Linked DNA regions of Homo sapiens: region 2 is linked to region 1. Evidence: chromatin loops called from intact Hi-C (ENCODE). Cell type or tissue: sigmoid colon. All regions are shown on one strand. Links, peaks and the distances in the headings refer to the core of each region. The heading gives the core; the rest is flanking DNA. Region 1 overlaps PANK2 (pantothenate kinase 2). Region 2 overlaps MAVS (mitochondrial antiviral signaling protein).

Region 1 (8,321 bases), core at 67-8,066:
TTGCCAATTCAGCTGTAGAGCCCAAATTGTTACAAGATGCAAAGATGTACTCCACTTTTTGACCAAGCATCAGCACCTTTGGCTTACCATCCAGTCCTTACTTCTGTGACTGTAAGGGCCCCACCAGTGTCAGCAGACTTGTTTGTGCTTTGGGGGAACTCTCTTCTCAGCTCCCTTTGCCAGTCCCAAGCCTGGTGGATCTGCATCTCACGCCCACTGCACACCGTTCCTCTCCATCTGCCCTTCCCTCCCAGGCCCCCGGTCGGGGGAGCAGGTGTGGCAAGTGTTAGGAACTCCCTTCTGGTGACAGCTGGTCTTCCTAGAGTGTTGCTGGTAACTATCGCCTCTTGGTCTTCTGACATCATTGCCAGGAACGGGGCACTTTTTCGTCTTGTAGTTTGGCCCTCGGGTTTCCTCACTAGGTATTGTGTAACTCCCTCAAAAAAAGGTTTATGAAATGCTGAACCTCAGGTTTCATAGACGTCTTTGTACACTAAAAATTCTGCAGCAGAATATTTTTAAACATTCGCAGTTTTTTGTAAGCTATATTTTTGTATATTTAATTGCTATTTTAAAATTTTAATGCATTTTGCTAATCACTCCTCAAAAATAAAACATGCATGTAATTGACTCAAACGTGTAAATAAAAGCAAATTTTGAAAAATAGTGTTGTGCATATGCCTTTGAACAGAGGGAACATCCATGTGCCACTTACGCAAGCACCTTCAGCAAGACTTGGAAACTCAAGGTGAGTAATTCTATCAGAGCTGGTAACTAGTACTGAGTGATTGTGATGGAAGCCCCTGCCCTTCCTGTGGCATAGTGTGCAAGCGGGGGTGGGGTCAGTGGTGAAGAGTGTGTCAGGCCACCACAGCCAGAGAACAGAGAATCCTGGAATGCAGAGTACAGTGGAGTCTGAAGCCCCCTGGCCTCCCTGAGCTCTGCAAACAGCTGGATACAGATAAGCAGTCTTCCACGTGAACGCCAGCACCAGGGTGACCTGAAATAGCGGATTTTTTTTTTTTTTTTTTTTTGAGACAGTCTTGCTGTCACCCAGGCTGGAGTGCAGTGCAGCAATCTCGGCTCACTGCAGCAACCTCTGCCTCCCAGGTTCAAGCAACTGTCTGCCTCAGCCTCTCGAGTACCTGGGATTACAGGCACGCACCACCATTCCCGGCTAATTATTTTTGTATTTTCAGTAGAGACGGGGTTTCACCATGTTGTCCAGGCTGGTCTTGAACTCCTGACCTCAGGTGATCCACCCGCCTTGGCCTTCCAAAGTGCTGGGATTACAGGCATGAGCCATTGCACCTGGCCAAAGTAGTGGAACTGAGCCTGTTTCCTCCACAGGCCACACCACCCTGCAAAGAGTTGCCCCCACCCCAAGCCCCTAGCTATATCCCAGGCCTGGAAATAACTAGTGTCAGGAGAAAAAACGTCCAAAGCCTTCCTGTGTGGCCGTTGCTGCTCTCCTCACCACCCCTCACTAGGACCGAGTGGCTTCCCAGCTTCCATCAAGGCCAGCCACGATCTTGCAACCAATTGTGGGCAACCTCAATTCAGATGCCTAGAGAGCTCCTCTTCTCAGTCCCCTGAGCCACAGGCCCCTGGCCAGCCTCTCCCTGAGCAGTCGTTTTCTTTGCAGCTTCCTCCGTCACTGCTCAACTCTCGGTTATTTTTCTCACCCTACCTTAGAACTCATGAAATCCCCCTTGCTTTGCCCACCTACATGCATATCATTCTCAGCTCTGTATCTCCAACCCAAATACCCAGTGCTTATTTGGAGTCTCAAAATCACGTAGTCCACAAATGAGCCCAGGTGCCCTCTTGTATCTCTCCTCCCTCCCCTGTATCCAGTCACCACTTCCCAACACAGCCCTCTAAGCATCTCTCCATTCTGGCCATCCACTTCTCCCCTCTCCATTCTGGCCACCCACCTCCCATCTTAGTTCAGGCCTTCCTTTCTCACCTGGACCACGGTCACAGCCCCCTTCATGGCCACTAGTGGAGGGCAGACTGAAAGGGACAGCTGCTAAGACAGGGAAGTGGCAATGGTAACAGCAGAGTTTATGGGCACCTCACAACCTGAAGGTGGTGAGACGGCAGTAAGCTGGGATGAGGATGTGGGCACTGCTGCACAGAGATCAACAAATGCAGAGAGAAGGCAGTGTCTCGGGGCTGGAGCTCAGAGGTAAGGGGTGGTTGAAGTGTTCCCTGGAAATCAGTCAAGGTGATGCTAATGACTGCTTGGGGAGACCCAGGACTGAGGCTGAGGACAGCCACAGCTAACTGTCAGCAGAGAATGAACCAGAACATTAGTAGCCTGGGTGGCAGGACAGGCAAGAGGGCTCTGCTGAGTGAGAACTGAGATGAGGCTGTGAAATGAATGCCAGATTCGGTGGCATGGGATTCACTGGTGGCCTATCAAGAACCCTGCTGTGAGCCGGGCGCAGGGGCTCACACCTGTATTCCCAGCACTTTGGGAGGCCAAGGCAGGCGGATCACCTGGGGTCTGGAGTTCGAGACCAGCCTGGCCATCATGGTGAAACCCCATCTCTACTAAAAATATAAAAATTAGCCAGCCATGGTGGCACATGCCTGTAGTCTCAGCTACGCAGGAGGCTAAGGCAGGAGAATTGCTTGAGCCTGGAAGGCAGAGGTTGCAGTGAGCTGAGATCGCCCCACTGCACTCCACCTGGGTGACACAGCGAGACTGTCTCAAAAACCCTGCTGTGGAGTGACAGGGTTTACTGAGCACAAGGTGGAACATGAGGGAATGGACTAGTTTCTCTAGAGTAGGGGGAGGGCCCACGGAGGAGGAAGCTCAAAGCGAGGCAGAAGGGGACATCAACAGCGTCTTCCCAACTCAGGCACCAGAGACAGACAGTCCCGGGTTTGAGTCCAGCTCTACTCTTTTCCAGCTGAGTGACCCTGGGCAGCCTTACTCATCCGTTCAGTTTCCTTTTCTGTTAAATTGTGGGAACAGCAAGGGCTGCATGGTGACCCACGTCGAGCAGTGGACAACCTCCTGAACGCAGCACAGCAGAGGCAGCAGGACCACAAAACAGGGGCCTCAGAGGGGCAGGCCCTGGCCTCGGTCTCCATGGGAAGTGAGCAAGTTCACAGGAGTTGGCCCAGGGAGCAGCACCCTGTGGTACAAGCAGGAGGATGGTGGTGCCATCTTTGGTGCCTGGGTACTGGAGGAGGGTGAGGCCACCAACAGCGCTGCTGGCAGCAGAGGAGGGCAGAGGAACTCAGGATCAGGGCGTCAGAGGTAGTATAGGCCAGGAGCCTGCAAACAGCAGCAGCAGGGAAGAGGGTCACCAATCACTCTCCAGGGGACAAAATTACCCTCCACGCAGCAGCCATCCTGCTCTGCACCCACACAAGGTCCCAATGCAGCAGCACCCATATTTCCTAAGTGCCAAGGCCCATGTGCAGAGGTGGCCACGCCTAGTGGAACAGCCCACAGCCCACATATCAGTTCCCCTTGCCCCAGCTGGAACACGGGTGTCTCTGCTGCCTCCATGCGGCTGGCACCCTGCCCATCCCTCCCTGACCACAGCCTTAAACGGAGGGGAGCAGGGAGGCTGCAGAGCCTTGGGGTTTTCCCTCCTGGTCCAAGGCTGCTTTGTACAGGCCCATCCTTGCCTTCAACAGCAATATGGGCACCACTTAAGACCTCAGATATAAAAGGTGCATTCTCTCCTTGGGAAAGGCTTTTGAAATTATTCTGCAAAGCAGAAAGAAAAGCTTCAGCCCCTACCAAGAGCACCTGCAGCCTGGCACTCTCCTCAGGCAGTCTTCTGAGACTCACCTCCCAAGTGCCACAGTGCCCTGAAGGACCCCCCACTCCCCATGAGTTCTTTGACAGACACTTCAGTTCTTCCTTTTCTACTTAGCCTGAAAGAAAAACCAGATTCTCCCTGATCCCCTGAGGGGGTGTCAATTCTAGTGGCCCTGCTGACTCATGTTAGTCCTCCAGATTGTGCTGCTTCTGCCAGTGTACCCACTTGCATCAGAACAGTCCGCCCACTACCCAAGGAAATTCTGCCAAGAAAAGAAGCCCTGTCTCTCCAGACATTCATTCCCAGGATTTAGTGTAAAGTAACGTGGAACTGCCCTTCCAAAAACTGCTTGTTAAGTTTCAGGTACACAATTAACCTGCCCAATTAATTTTGCAGAACCTTGAAATAAAACATGTTTTACAGTAAGTTCACACACAGGCTTAATGCAAACCAGAGTAATGCACAGATGATTGCCAAGACCATATTGACAAATTGTGATTAGATTATAACGCATAGTAGCCTGCCTTACATTCAGCAAGTTCAAACAGGACACAAAACCAGTCAACTGAACACAGAGCAGCTCTCTTCAGAAGCACTTCCAATGAGTGATGCAGAGATTTCAAAAATACAAAGCAGGCAACTTATATACAGCAAATCCTCACACTGCCTGGACATGTGCCACTTTTTTGTTGTTTTTAATATATTTTTCCTTCCTGGTTGCTAATTTAGACTGAATTCTTAAGGATTTATCTTGATGACTTAGAAAAATACACCTGTCCTTTCTCACTTTGTTTCAGGTAGTACAGTCATGAAATTGAGTAAGTCTCTTAAAAAAATGAAAGTCCACAGATCCCATTGTGGAAGGTTTCAGGAACCCCTCCCCAGGTAATGATCACGGGATCTTCAACAGCTCAAGGAGTGCTCCAACAGCTCCAAAATAACCCTGAAAGAAAATACACCAAAAATAAGTGCAATTTTCCTTAGACTTATTCAAATCACCTTACACATGATGACTAGTGTTAAAGCCAACCACTGCCCACACACAGCATACCCATTTCCTGAGCACCCCAGAAGGGCCAAGGCCAGCCTGGGAGCAGAGACGCCCTAAGGAGTCCCTGTCTGGGGAGGGGGCTGGATGTCCTAGACTATCCAAGCACTTCAGACCACTGTGATAAGAGGAAAACCAAACCCGCAGTGAGGGCGACAGGAGCTATGAGGCCAGCAGCAGCTCAGTTACCTCTGGTAAGAGACAGAACCTGACTGTTTCTGGGGAATGAGGTGAGAAGCAGCAGAGGCCTGGAGCATTTCCAGACAACTAAGGAATGAAGGCGAGGTCGGATGCAAAGTGCAATGAAACAGGTGAAGTTGTGAGGTGGGTCACAGAGGGTGAGAGCCCGACTGAGCTGGGAGAGGGAGGGAGAGTAAGAGATAAGATGGATTCAAGATTCACCCCTAACAGAGGACAGGACAGCAGGAGGGGGCAGCATCCCCGAGAAAGGGGACACAGGAGTAAGAGGTGTGGAGAGCAAGGCCGGTGGGTGAGTTCCCTACAGGACATGGGAAGCTGAGGTGCCCACAGCAGCCAAGCAGCTGTGCCCGGGTGGTCACCAGACACCTGGATCACTGGCCCAGAAGCAGGCGGCACAGGAATGAAAACCACCACCCAAAGGTAACGTGAAGAGAGGTACAGAACAAAGAGCAAAGCCTGAGGAAGCACGGAGGCTCCCGAGGGAGGGCAGCCCTCAGCCCTCCTGAGACACAGAAGCAGCAGCTGAGAGACGACAAGCACTGTACTGTCTCCAGAAGCAGTCAGGTCACATGCAACCAAGAACTCAAAACCAAAACACAGGAATAGCACATTAGAGAAAACGGGGCAAACCCCATAATGACAGAAAAGAGAACACTAGCAAGAATCAGAGGCAAATCCTAAAACGATGCAGAATCCATCAGGGTCTCCAACCTGTAAGGTAAGATATCAGACTACTTTTTAAAAGAAATAACTAAAAAAGGAATGAGAAGATCCTGAAAGACTTGTGTATGGATTTTTTAAAAGTCTCTGAAACATAAATAACTACCACTCTATCTTTCACGAAAAGCTTCTTCAAGAAACCTGATCAAACGAGAGGCCAAAGGCTTTCTTGTCACACTCTAGTTGGCAATTTAAAAGAAAGGCATATTGGCTGGGCGCAGTGGCTCACAGGTAACCCAGCACTTCGGGAGGCCAAGGCAGGTGGATCACTTGAGGTCTGGAGCTCAAGACCAGCCTGGCCAATATGGCAAACCCCGTGTCTCTACTAAAAATACAAAAATTAGCCAGGTGCGGTGGCACGTGCCTGTAGTCCCATCTACTCAGGAGGCTTAGACAAGAGAATCACTTGAACCCAGGAGGCAGAAGTTAAAGTGAGCCGAGACTGCGCCACTGCACTCCAGCCTGGCTGACAGAGTAAGACCCCATCTCAAAAAACAAAAAAAAGAAAGGCATATTGACCATCTTTGGTTTTGGTGTGTATAAATAAAATAAAGGCAGCCACACCAATCTGTGATGTGAGGCGGCCAGCAGCTACAGGACAAGGCACAGCTGAAATACAGAGGCAAGGCTGTTTGTCTTAATAGTTCACTATACAGTTTGTTTTAGGCAGCTTTCTGTACCTTTTATTTTATAATAAAAATATAGAAGATACAGTTAACCATTATATATATATATGGGGGGGGTCCACTGAAGACTAGGATGCTACTATCAAGACAGAAACAGGTGGTTATAAACTACAACGTGCTAAGATGAGAATAAAGGATCAAAGAGGAAACGCTTGAGAGAATCTATACGAAGCTTTCACAACAAAAGTTAAAGTGACTTCAATGTGAGGGCAAGAAAATATTTCAAGGCTCAGAGAGGCTAAAATAATCAAAGTTCTGAACTGAACAATGAGAACACTTGGACACAGGAAGGGGAACATCCCACACCAGGGCCTGCCATGGGGTGGGGGGAGGGGGGAGGGATAGCATTAGGAGATATACTTAATGTAAATGACGAGTTAATGGGTGCAGCACACCAACATGGCACATGTATACGTATGTAACAAACCTGCGCGTTGTGCACATGTATCCTAGAACTTAAATAAAAAAATAAAATAAAATAATCATCAAAGTTCCACAAGGGCAGAGATGCACACAAGAGTCAAAGGCCTGAATGCAAATGGAAAACACAGGGACAAATGGACCAGCAAAGCTAAGCAGTGGGAAAAACAAAGTCAGCGAGCAATAAGGACAAAATGCAACCAAGAATTTCACGAAGGCTTATAACTATTATGATGATATCGGTTTGGTGTTTTGTTTTTTGTTTTGAGATGGAGTTTCGCTCTTGTTGCCCAGGCTGGAGTGCAGTGGTGCGATCTCGGCTCACCGCAACCTCTGCCTCCCGGGTTCAAGAGATTTTCCCACCTCAGCCTCCCAAGTAGCTGGGATTACAGGTATGTGCCACCACGTCCAGCTAATTTTTGTATTTTTTGTAGAGACAGGGCTTCTCCATGTTGGTCAGGCTGGTCTTGAACTCCTGACCTCATGATCCGCCCACCTCGGCCTCCCAAAGTGCTGGGATTACAGGCGTGAGCCGCTGCACCTGGCCTGTTTGGTGTTTTTGTTTGTTTTGTTGTTGTTGTTTGTTTTTGTTTTTGAGACAGAGTCTCGTTCTGTTGCCCAGGCTGTAGTACAGTGGTGCGATCTCAGCTCACTGCAACCTCCGCCTCCCAGATTCAAGAGATTCTCCTGTCTCAGCCTCCCGAGTAGCTGGGGATTATAGGCGCCCGCCATTGCGCCCAGCTAATTTTTGTATTTTTAGTAGAGACAGGGTTTTGCCACATTGACCATGGTTGGCCAGGCTGGTCTCCTGACCTTAGGTGATCTGCCCATCTCAGCCTCCCAAAGTGCTGGGATTACAGACGTGAGCCACCGCACCCAGCCTATTTTTTTTTTAAGGTTAACTTAAAAAACTAATCTCCATGTTCTACCTAGGAAAAGGTTAAACAAGAGGCAGAAATAAAGCAGAAAAAGATCTAACATTCGAGTTTAAAAAATTCTAATATAAAGCAAAATAAAATAAGTCAGATCACAAAAAAAGATGTATACAGAAACATGAACTGTAAGAAACTTAATGGCAATTCGGTGCTGGTTTACAAATACAGTAATGTTAGAATTTTAAAACTAAGTTAGATGACTTCAATTTTAAGCTTTTTGATATGGGGATTTGTGTACTTTGGACTTCAACTATGAACTAAAGCAATTTAAAAAGAAAAACTTAAAGTAACTTTAAAGGAAAAAGTAATCTCTAGCACTTCAAATCTGTGCTATTATCTGGACTTTGATTTCCTTTAATTCATATAGACTGTTAAACTAAATATGCAATACAATTCTGAAAAATGTTCATAATAACAGTATCTAAAATCCAAGAACAGTTGAAAGAATAGTTCAACTGCCCCACAACCAAGAAGGGAAGAAAGAACCCCTACACGCCTTTCCATACCTCTGCTTCTTTTTCCC
Region 2 (8,321 bases), core at 76-8,075, 59 kb after region 1:
AGACAGAGTATCACTCGGTCACCCAGGCTGGAGTGCAGTGGTGCGATCTCAGCTCACTACAACCTCCGCCTCCTGGCGGGCTCAAGTGACTTATCTTCCCACCTCAGCCTCCCATGTAGCTGGGACTATAGATGGGCGCCGCCATGCCCAGTTACTTTTTGTATTTTTTACCTAGGCTGGTAGTGTGCTAACATTCTACCACTTGGGCAACAGTCTTCGGGGCTACATACTGCCTTTTTTTTTTTTTTTGAAACAGAATACCACTCTGTCGCCCAGGCTGGAGCGCAGTGGCACAATCTCGGCTCACTGCAACCTCCGCATCCTGGGTTCATGGAATTCTCGTGCCTCAGCCTCCTGAATAGCTGGGATTACAGACGTCTGCCACTACACCTGGCTAATTTTCTTATTTTTGTAGAGACGGGGTTTCACCCTGTTGGCCAGGCTGGTCTTGAACTCCAGACCTCAGGCGATCTGCCCACCTTGGCCTCCCAAAGTGCTGGGATTACAGGCGTGAGCCACTGCGCTCGGCCCATGTTGCCTTTTTGAGATACTTTTTTCAAAGCTACCCTGGAACGGTAATACAATAAAACTAGTACCTGTGCATAAATTGTTAACTGACCTGCCCAGCATGGGTACCTAACTGGGGTTTAGGGTAGGGGGACAGAGGGCTTTTTAAGATTGGTGGTGGGGGATGGGGATTAATACAGACAGCTCGGGTAGGGTCCACTCCTGGTTCCAGGGTGCAGGTTGCTGGACTTGGAGCATGGGATGAAGAGATGTTCAGAGATAGAGATCATTAGGTTGCTGAACTCCCCTAGGGCAGTGGAGTGAAAAAGCTGTAGCAGCCAAGGCAGGGTGTAGATCCCTGGAGGCTGACGGCTTGGGGTGGGGCCACAGTGAGCCCAGCCCCTGATGGCTCTAGTTCTTGTCCCTTGCAGAGCTCAGAAATGGAGGTGGCTCCTGTGCCTTGTCCAGCAATGGTTCCCTGAAAAGAACCCATAAGGATACCCCCAATCCACCCCAATGTGTTTCTGGTGTTATTGTAGATAATCTCCCCAACAGTGGGTGAGCTTGGGGTGAGGGAACCTGGCTGCTGGGAGTGGAAACGCCCTATATCCTCCATCCTGTACAGCTGCCCAGTGGACATACCTCTCTCCCCAGCAATTTCTCAAGGCACAAGATAAAGTAAGGGGCAAATACAAAGATAAAGCTGTGAGGCAGGAGGGTCTGAGTCTGCCTCTAAAGGAGTAGCCAAGACTCCTGTTTCTCTGCATTTTTCTTTTTCTTGAGACAGGGTCTCGCTCTCTCACCCAGGTTGGAGTGCAGTGGCACGATCCTAGCTCACTGCAGCTTCAAGCTTCTGGGCTCAAGTGATCCTCCCACCTCAGCCTCCCAAGTAGCTAAGACGACAGGTGCACCACCACGCCTGGCTAATTTTTTAAACTTTTTTGTAGAGATGGGGTCCCTGTTGCCCAGCATGCCTGGACCCTCAACACTTAATAGTGATAATAACATATATCCAACCCTTGGTAAATGCCAGGACTCATCCTAAGACCTACATCGATAAACTCCTTTAATCTTCACAACACTGGGAAATATATATATATACTTATCCTCCTTTTACAGGTGAGAAAACTAAGGGACAGACAGATAAATCCCTTGCCCAAGGTCACAGAGCTGGTGAGAGGCAGGTTGGGACGCAGGCCTAGGCTGCCTGTGCTGCAGAGCTGCACCCTTGACCACTGTGCACTCTGCCTCTCATGCCCTCAGCTCTACCAGGTTGGGCAGGAGAGAGATGGGAGAAGCAGTGGCCACTTGCTCTGGGCCAGGCACTTGGCAAACACCTGTAGGTTCAATCTCAGAAGAACCCAGTGAAGAATGAGCCAGATACTCACTGTCCACGTGGAGAAGCAAGACCAGAAGTCTGACATCTGCCAAAGCCACACAGCCCCGGAAGTGAGGGAGCTGAAATCCAAACCTCTGCCTGAGCTCTGCCCACCAGGTGTCTCCTCCCCAGCCCATGTAGGGAGCTGAAGAGAATGGAGACCAGAGGGGAGGGAAAGAGGAGGCTGGAGAGGAGCTCCACAGGTCTTCCTCAGGCCTGACAGCTGCCCCTGGCTTCCCTGAGGTCCACAGGAACCTCCAGACCTTCCCAGGATTGCCCAGCAGGGGAGGGGGCCCAGTGGGGCAGGAACTCAAGGCAGTTGGGCTCCTGGAGAGCAGCCACCCTGCCGCTCCTGCCTGCCTCAATGCAACGGTCTCAGGCTGGGCTGCCAGGATGGGAGGCAGGTCTTGTGGAGTCGCCCACACACCACATACCTGCCCTGAGGCCTTCAGGGACCAATGCAACAGGAGAGGCATTCCCAAGCACCACATGTTCCAGTGGTCCCTCCTGCTCCACCTGGGCCAACAGGGCTGAGGCCTGGAGGAGGAAGCTCCTCTGGAGGACATGGATGATAACCTGGATTGCCAGTGGGGAAGGTCTGGAGCACTGGGGGCAGCCCAGGACCCAGAAAGCCAAGGACGGGGACCCACACAAGGCACCGTGGGGACAGAGATGCTGCTCTCAGGACTTGGTTCAGCCAAGGCATGTCCTGCTGCCAGGCCTGCAGTCCCTTAACTCCCCTCTGACCCAGCCTCCACAATCCCCAAGAAAGGGACAAGGGGCTTCGGAGAGGGGCCAGGTGTACTGCAGGAACGGAACAGATGGGTGGTGGGAAGAGCCCAGGGCTTCACTAGTGCAGACGCCGCCGGTACAGCACCACCAGGAGTGTGACTACCAGCACCCCTGTCACAGCCACCTGGAGCCACAGAGCCCCAGGTGAGGGCCTGTGGCATGGCACCTCCCTCTCCTGGAACTTCCGGTCGGCTTGTGGCCTGGGGCCGCCATCCGGGTCCGCAGGTGGCCCAGGGTTGCCCTCCAGGAGCTGGATGCTGGGGTTCTCAGCCACGTGGATCCCAAAGGTGCCCTCGGACTTATACTCATTCTCCTCTGGGCCATGGCAGGGCCCCATGCCCAAGGAGGTGCTGGCACTGATGGCAAGATCCTCGAAGCAGCCCGAGAACGGGCTGTCTACCTGGGATGCCAGCACGCCAGGCTTACTCAGCTCCGACCCAAGGCCCCTATTCTCAGAGCTGCTGTCTAGCCAGGCTGAGCTGCCTCCAGTGGCGCCGGCGGGTGTTGGAGCTGCTGGGGTCTCCTGGGAAAGAAAGGAGAGCACTGGAAGGGACTGGGGTTGGCAGGGAGACGAACCTGGTAGGGCGGTCCCATTCCCAGGCCAGGGCATGAACTAACACTCCAACCCCTCAATTCCCAATCTATAATGCCCCTAGGCCACCTTTTCTTGGAGCAGTGGGGGTAGAGGGGACCAAGAATCTGCACCAATGGTGGCCTCCTCCAGGGCAGCCTTTCCCTACTCCCTGGCCTGCCTGTGAGCTCATGCCCACCTGGAAGCCTTTGGTAGGGCGGGGCTCCATCCTGCACTGACATCCTGCCTGGGCCTGAGAACTAGAGAGCAGCCACAGGGTCAGAGGCCTGGCCATGTGCCCAAAGGGCCCTATGGACTTGGCTCTTCCCAGCAGACAGCCGCAGCTAGGGTTAGATGTGAGGCTTGGAGCAGGCAACAATGGGGGGCTGCTGGGTCCGAGTGGCTGCTCCAGGTGGGACTGCGTTCTGTAAAGCCTGGCCATGGAGGGACACACCAGGCATCCTGGTGAAGAGCAAGGCAAGAGGCAGATGGGCCACTGTGCTGTCCCCGTCACTGCTTCCTTATGTGCAAAACGGCACCGCTCGGCTTCACTAGGAACTACGAGCCCTAAATGAACTTATACACCTGACCAGTGGGTGCCCCCTGTGGCTGACCCTCCTGAGGTGTCCAGACTTAGAAGCTCAATGACTGTTCCTCCTGGAGAACATGGTGTGGGGCCTGCATGAGGCTGGTTCTCAACTGTCTGTATGCCCTCAAGGAGAGGCCACAGAGCAGCACAGGCTGGACACAGAATGCAGACTGGGAAGGGGCCAAGGCCAGGGCCAGGTGGGCAAGCTGTCCCGGGGGAAGGGGCCAGGATCCCTGCCAGGAAGGGCGAGGACTCACCTCATTTCTGCTGCTCCCGTCAGTGGGGACTGTGCTGGCAGACACCTTGGTGAGCACCATGCTAGTAGGCACTTTGGATGGCACCATGCCAGCACGGGTTGAGTTGATGGGCAATTTGGATGGTGCTGGATTGGTGAGCGCATTAGAAGGCACTGCACCAGGGGGCTTTGAGCTAGTTGGCAACTTGGAGGGCACTGTGCTGACAGATGCTGGGTTGGCAGGCACTTTCAGGGCCACTGTGTTCACAGGCATCAAGGTGGTAGGCACTTTGGAGGGCAGAGAGTTGGCAGGTGCCTCTGCCCCACTGGAGCAGATGATAGGCTCGGCCTGGTCACTCTCTGCACCCTGTTTACCCTCTGCAGCCCCTGCAGAGGCCAAGCCAGGGGATGAGGAGGAGAAGGAGGTGCCAGTAGATACAACTGACCCTGTGGGTCCAGGCAAGCGGCTTGCCCTGGGGGTGGAACGGGCCAGGGGCTGGAAGGAGACAGATGGAGACACAGGCCCACGGGATGGTGTGAGGCTGGAGGTCGCACCTGCCGGTGGAAAAACACAAGTGGAAACACAGACCCAAAGACCATTACCTTGAGGCCTGGAGAAGGGTCCCTCTGGCCCAGATCTCATGGTCCCTACTGTGTCTAGGCCTCCAAATCTCCTGCCCTTGGAGGAGATGCCACAGTCCCTTTGGTCACTGCTTCCTGGCCTGAAAGCCCAACAGCTGCCCTCAGTCCTTGACCTGTAGCCCCAGGTCTGTCCTGGCACACAGTGAAATGGTACCTAGGAGCCTGAAGACCATTATTAATTATTCTCTCCGCTTTTTCCTCTCCCACCTGGGAAACCTCCCCTCTCCTGTGTCTACCTTTTCTACTTTGACCTTAGCCTCATGCAATCCTGGACACTTCCCCCACTGCTGTCCCTCTCCTACCACCATGAGTGGGAGCAGCCATGGATCAGGGCAAGGGGTGGCAGGATGGCTCATGCAGAACAGCTCACACCAGCCGAGAGGCCTGGCCATCCCGGAGGCTTGGGAAGAGAGGGGACAAGGACAAAGCCACCCCTGGGAGGCTGCCTGACCTGGGTGGGGGAAGCAGAGGATAGCAGGTGGTGATGGTCTGTAAAGGCAGTTGCAGCAGGACTCTCCACGGAACTCGGAATGCACATGCCAAGCCCCACAGCTGGCAAAAGTCAGGGTGATTCTGATGTACAGCTCCCCCACCACAATCTAATACCACAGAATCTCATGGGACCTGTGTCTACAAACGTACTGAAACCTAAGCGCCCTCTGCCTCTGTGGTCTACAGCAACTCCTGAAAGGCATCCCGTGGCCAGGTGACACTGCAAAGCAGACAGGTGCTTGGAGCAGTTTGGGGATGACAAAAGTACTAAGATGACGTCTCCCAGCCTCTAACTGCTCATGTGTCTTGTGGCTGTCCCAGGGCACTGAGGGCTGACTGGGCACCAGCGTCATGTGGAATAGTTTGGGAAGTAGGAAAGAGACATGCTGGCCTGAGAGGTCCAGATGGACAACTATATATTTCTGAGGGGGAGCACTGACATCTGGAGTTGAGTCCAGGCCACTGGATGATGAAGACCTTACTTCCTCTGGGGACTGAGAAGTTTTCATGATTCACTGGGAACTGGAGATCTCTGCGGTAAGACAGTGCCTAAAGGTTCCCCTGCCAACAGCTGATGCAGCCCTTCACTGTCCCTCTCCCACTGCCCTATAGGCCCTGGCTGTTCCCTACAGTCCCTTTGGCAGAGCGCAAAAATGGCCCTACTTATCTCGCTCATCTCCACCCAGCCCCACTGCACTGTGCCTGTCAGTCCTCCCGTCTAGGGAGGGAGTCTATTTCCCTACTCCTTGAATCTAGGCTGGCCTTATAACTTGCTTTTGCCCACAGAATGGAGCACAGGGGACACTGTGCCAGTTTTGAGCCCTCTCTGAGAACTCTGCCCAGCTGCCATGATGGGTTTGTGTGCTGGAGGATGAGAGACTACATAGAAGAGAACCAAGGTGCTCAGCAAACAGCCAGAGGCAGAACTTATGTATATACCGGTGAGTACTTGAGAGGAAATTCAGCCAAGACCAGAAGAAATGCCCATGTAGGTAGCCCAAATGCCTGACCCACAGGATCATATGCTAAATAAATGGCTGTATTTTAAGCTACTAAAAAAAAAATTTGGAAAACTGGAGTGGACTATTTGTTACACAGCAAATGCTAACTGATACACCCACTAAGGAACTGGTTTGCTTCCTGGGTTGAACTCCCTTTATTCCCACCTTGTCTCCTGTTCAAGGAAGCCAGATGGGGCAACTCTAATTCTTACCCTCACTTGAGAGATCAGAAGGACCCTATAATTCCAGATTCCATGCATACCTGCTGTGTGGGTACTGCCCAGTTCTGTGTCCTGCTCCTGATGCCCGCTGGAGGTCAGAGGGCTGAGGGCTGCCAGGTCAGAGGAGGACTCCAGGGGGCCACCATCTGGATTCCTTGGGATGGCTCTGGGGCTGAGCGTCTGCAGGGCTTGCTCTGAATTCTGCAATGAGGGAAAATATGAATAAGGCAGTTGCCTCTCCCAAGAGCTCACAAAGGGCAGCTTGTGCTCTTGGGGCATCTCCTATAGGCCTCAGCCCACACCATGGAGCACAGGAGCCAGGGGAGCCCTTGCCTGGGTTCTGGTAATTCCCAGACCCTCTGTCCACAGGTGTCCTTACGTCTACCTCACAGAAAACACACAGCATTGCCAGGTGCGGTGGCTCACGCCTGTAATCCCAGCACTTTGGGAGGCAAAGGTGGGCAGATCACCTGAGGTCAGGAGTTCGAGACCAGCCTGGCTGACACGGCAAAACCCCATCTCTACTAAAAATACAAAAATTAGCTGGGCGTGGTGGTGGGTGCCTGTAATCCCAGCTACTCAGGAGGCTGAGGCAGGAGAATGACCTGAACCCAGGAGGCAGAGGTTGCAGTGAGCCAAGATCACTCCACTGCACTCCAGCCTGGGTGACAGAATGAGACACTGTCACACACACACACACACACACACACAAAACTGTGGTCTCCCAGCTGGTTGCTGACAGAGGATTAGGGCTGCCACAGGGTGAAGACCTGGTCAGCAGCCTGGAAGCTGGTCTGGGGCAGATCCCCACTGAGGAAGCCCTAGGGTTCTGAGCAGAGATTAGGCGTGATTTATAGGGGACGGGAGAGGGTTTCTGGAAGGCTCAATGGGCAGAAGTGGGCAGATAGGAACACAAAAGTGGTGGCTCAAGGTAGACTATGAGGACAGACCTCTCCTGGGGACTCTGGCGCCTGGGTCTCCTGGACAGGCATGGGGTAACTTGGCTCCTTCTCTCTGCAGCTGTTGTAGGGGATGCTGTGGGCCGCAGCAGGTGTGGGGGGCCCTGGCCTCTCAGCAGGAAGTGACGGTGGCTCCAGTGGGTCTGGGGGACGGTCCGAGGTCCCTAGAGGACAAAGATGTAGTGATATCAAGAAGGAATCAGGGCTGGGCACAGTGGCTCATGCCTGTAATCTCAGCACTTTGGGAGGCCAAGGCAGGCAGATCACGAGGTCAGATCGAGACCACCCTGGCTAACACAGTGAAACCCCATCTCTACTAAAAATACAACATTATTATTAGCCGGGCATGGTGGCGGGCCCCTGTAGTCCCAGCTACTCAGGAGGCTGAGGCAGGAGAATGGCGTGAACCCGGGAGGCGGAGCTTGCAGTAAGCCAAGATCGCGCCACTGCACTCCAGCCTGGGCGACAGAGCGAGACTCCGTCTAAAAAAAAAAAGAAAGAAAAAAAAAGAAGGAATCAGGGGCTGGGCACGATGGCTCATGCCTGTAATCCCAGGATTTGGGGAGGCCAAGGCAGGTGGATTAGGAGGTCAGGAGTTCAAGACCAGCCTGGCCAACATAGTGAAACCCCGTCTCTACTAAAAATACAAAAATTAGCCAGGCGTGCTGGCAAGCACCTGTAATCCCAGCTACTCAGGAGGCTGAGGCAGAAGAATTGCTTGAACCTGGGAGACGGAGGTTGCAGTGAGCTGAGATCGCGCCACTGCACTCCAGCCTGGGCAACAGAGCAAGACTCCGTCTCGGGGGAAAAAAAGAAAAAGAAGCCAGACGTGGTGGCTCACGCCTGTAATCCCAGCACTTTGGGAGGCCGAAGTGGGTGGATCACCTGAGGTCGTGAGTTCGAGACCAGCCTGACCAACATGGAGAAACCCTGT

What was found. A loop is a pair of places that touch in the nucleus more often than their neighbours do. Peaks named below come from ENCODE experiments on the same cell type or tissue, not always from the same donor. Only the 100,000 strongest peaks of a DNase experiment are listed, where the experiment ranks them.
Region 2: a loop joins it to region 1, with 5 times the contacts of the local background. A loop is called at or near these places in 3 of 110 quality-filtered maps.

Annotation. Positions count from the first base shown.
Region 1 is chr20:3,919,654-3,927,974 of GRCh38, reverse strand. PANK2 (pantothenate kinase 2) reads right to left here. Exons shown (of 7, transcript NM_001386393.1): 7 at 1-4,731. The coding sequence ends at 4,681. It overlaps RNF24 (ring finger protein 24), which reads left to right. Exons shown (of 6, transcript NM_001134337.3): 6 at 1-664. Among named protein-coding and RNA genes, the nearest start is that of MIR103B2, 6.3 kb to the right of the region's middle. RefSeq lists an enhancer at 1,770-1,939. In sigmoid colon, for the core only: no CTCF peak of the experiment used is centred there; DNase peaks (open chromatin) are centred at 314 and 3,518.
Region 2 is chr20:3,860,562-3,868,882 of GRCh38, reverse strand. It overlaps MAVS (mitochondrial antiviral signaling protein), which reads right to left. Exons shown (of 7, transcript NM_020746.5): 4 at 7,379-7,551; 5 at 6,470-6,629; 6 at 4,095-4,627; 7 at 1-3,200. The coding sequence ends at 2,736. Among named protein-coding and RNA genes, the nearest start is that of MAVS, 18 kb to the right of the region's middle. RefSeq lists an enhancer at 2,370-2,871. In sigmoid colon, for the core only: no CTCF peak of the experiment used is centred there; a DNase peak (open chromatin) is centred at 4,161.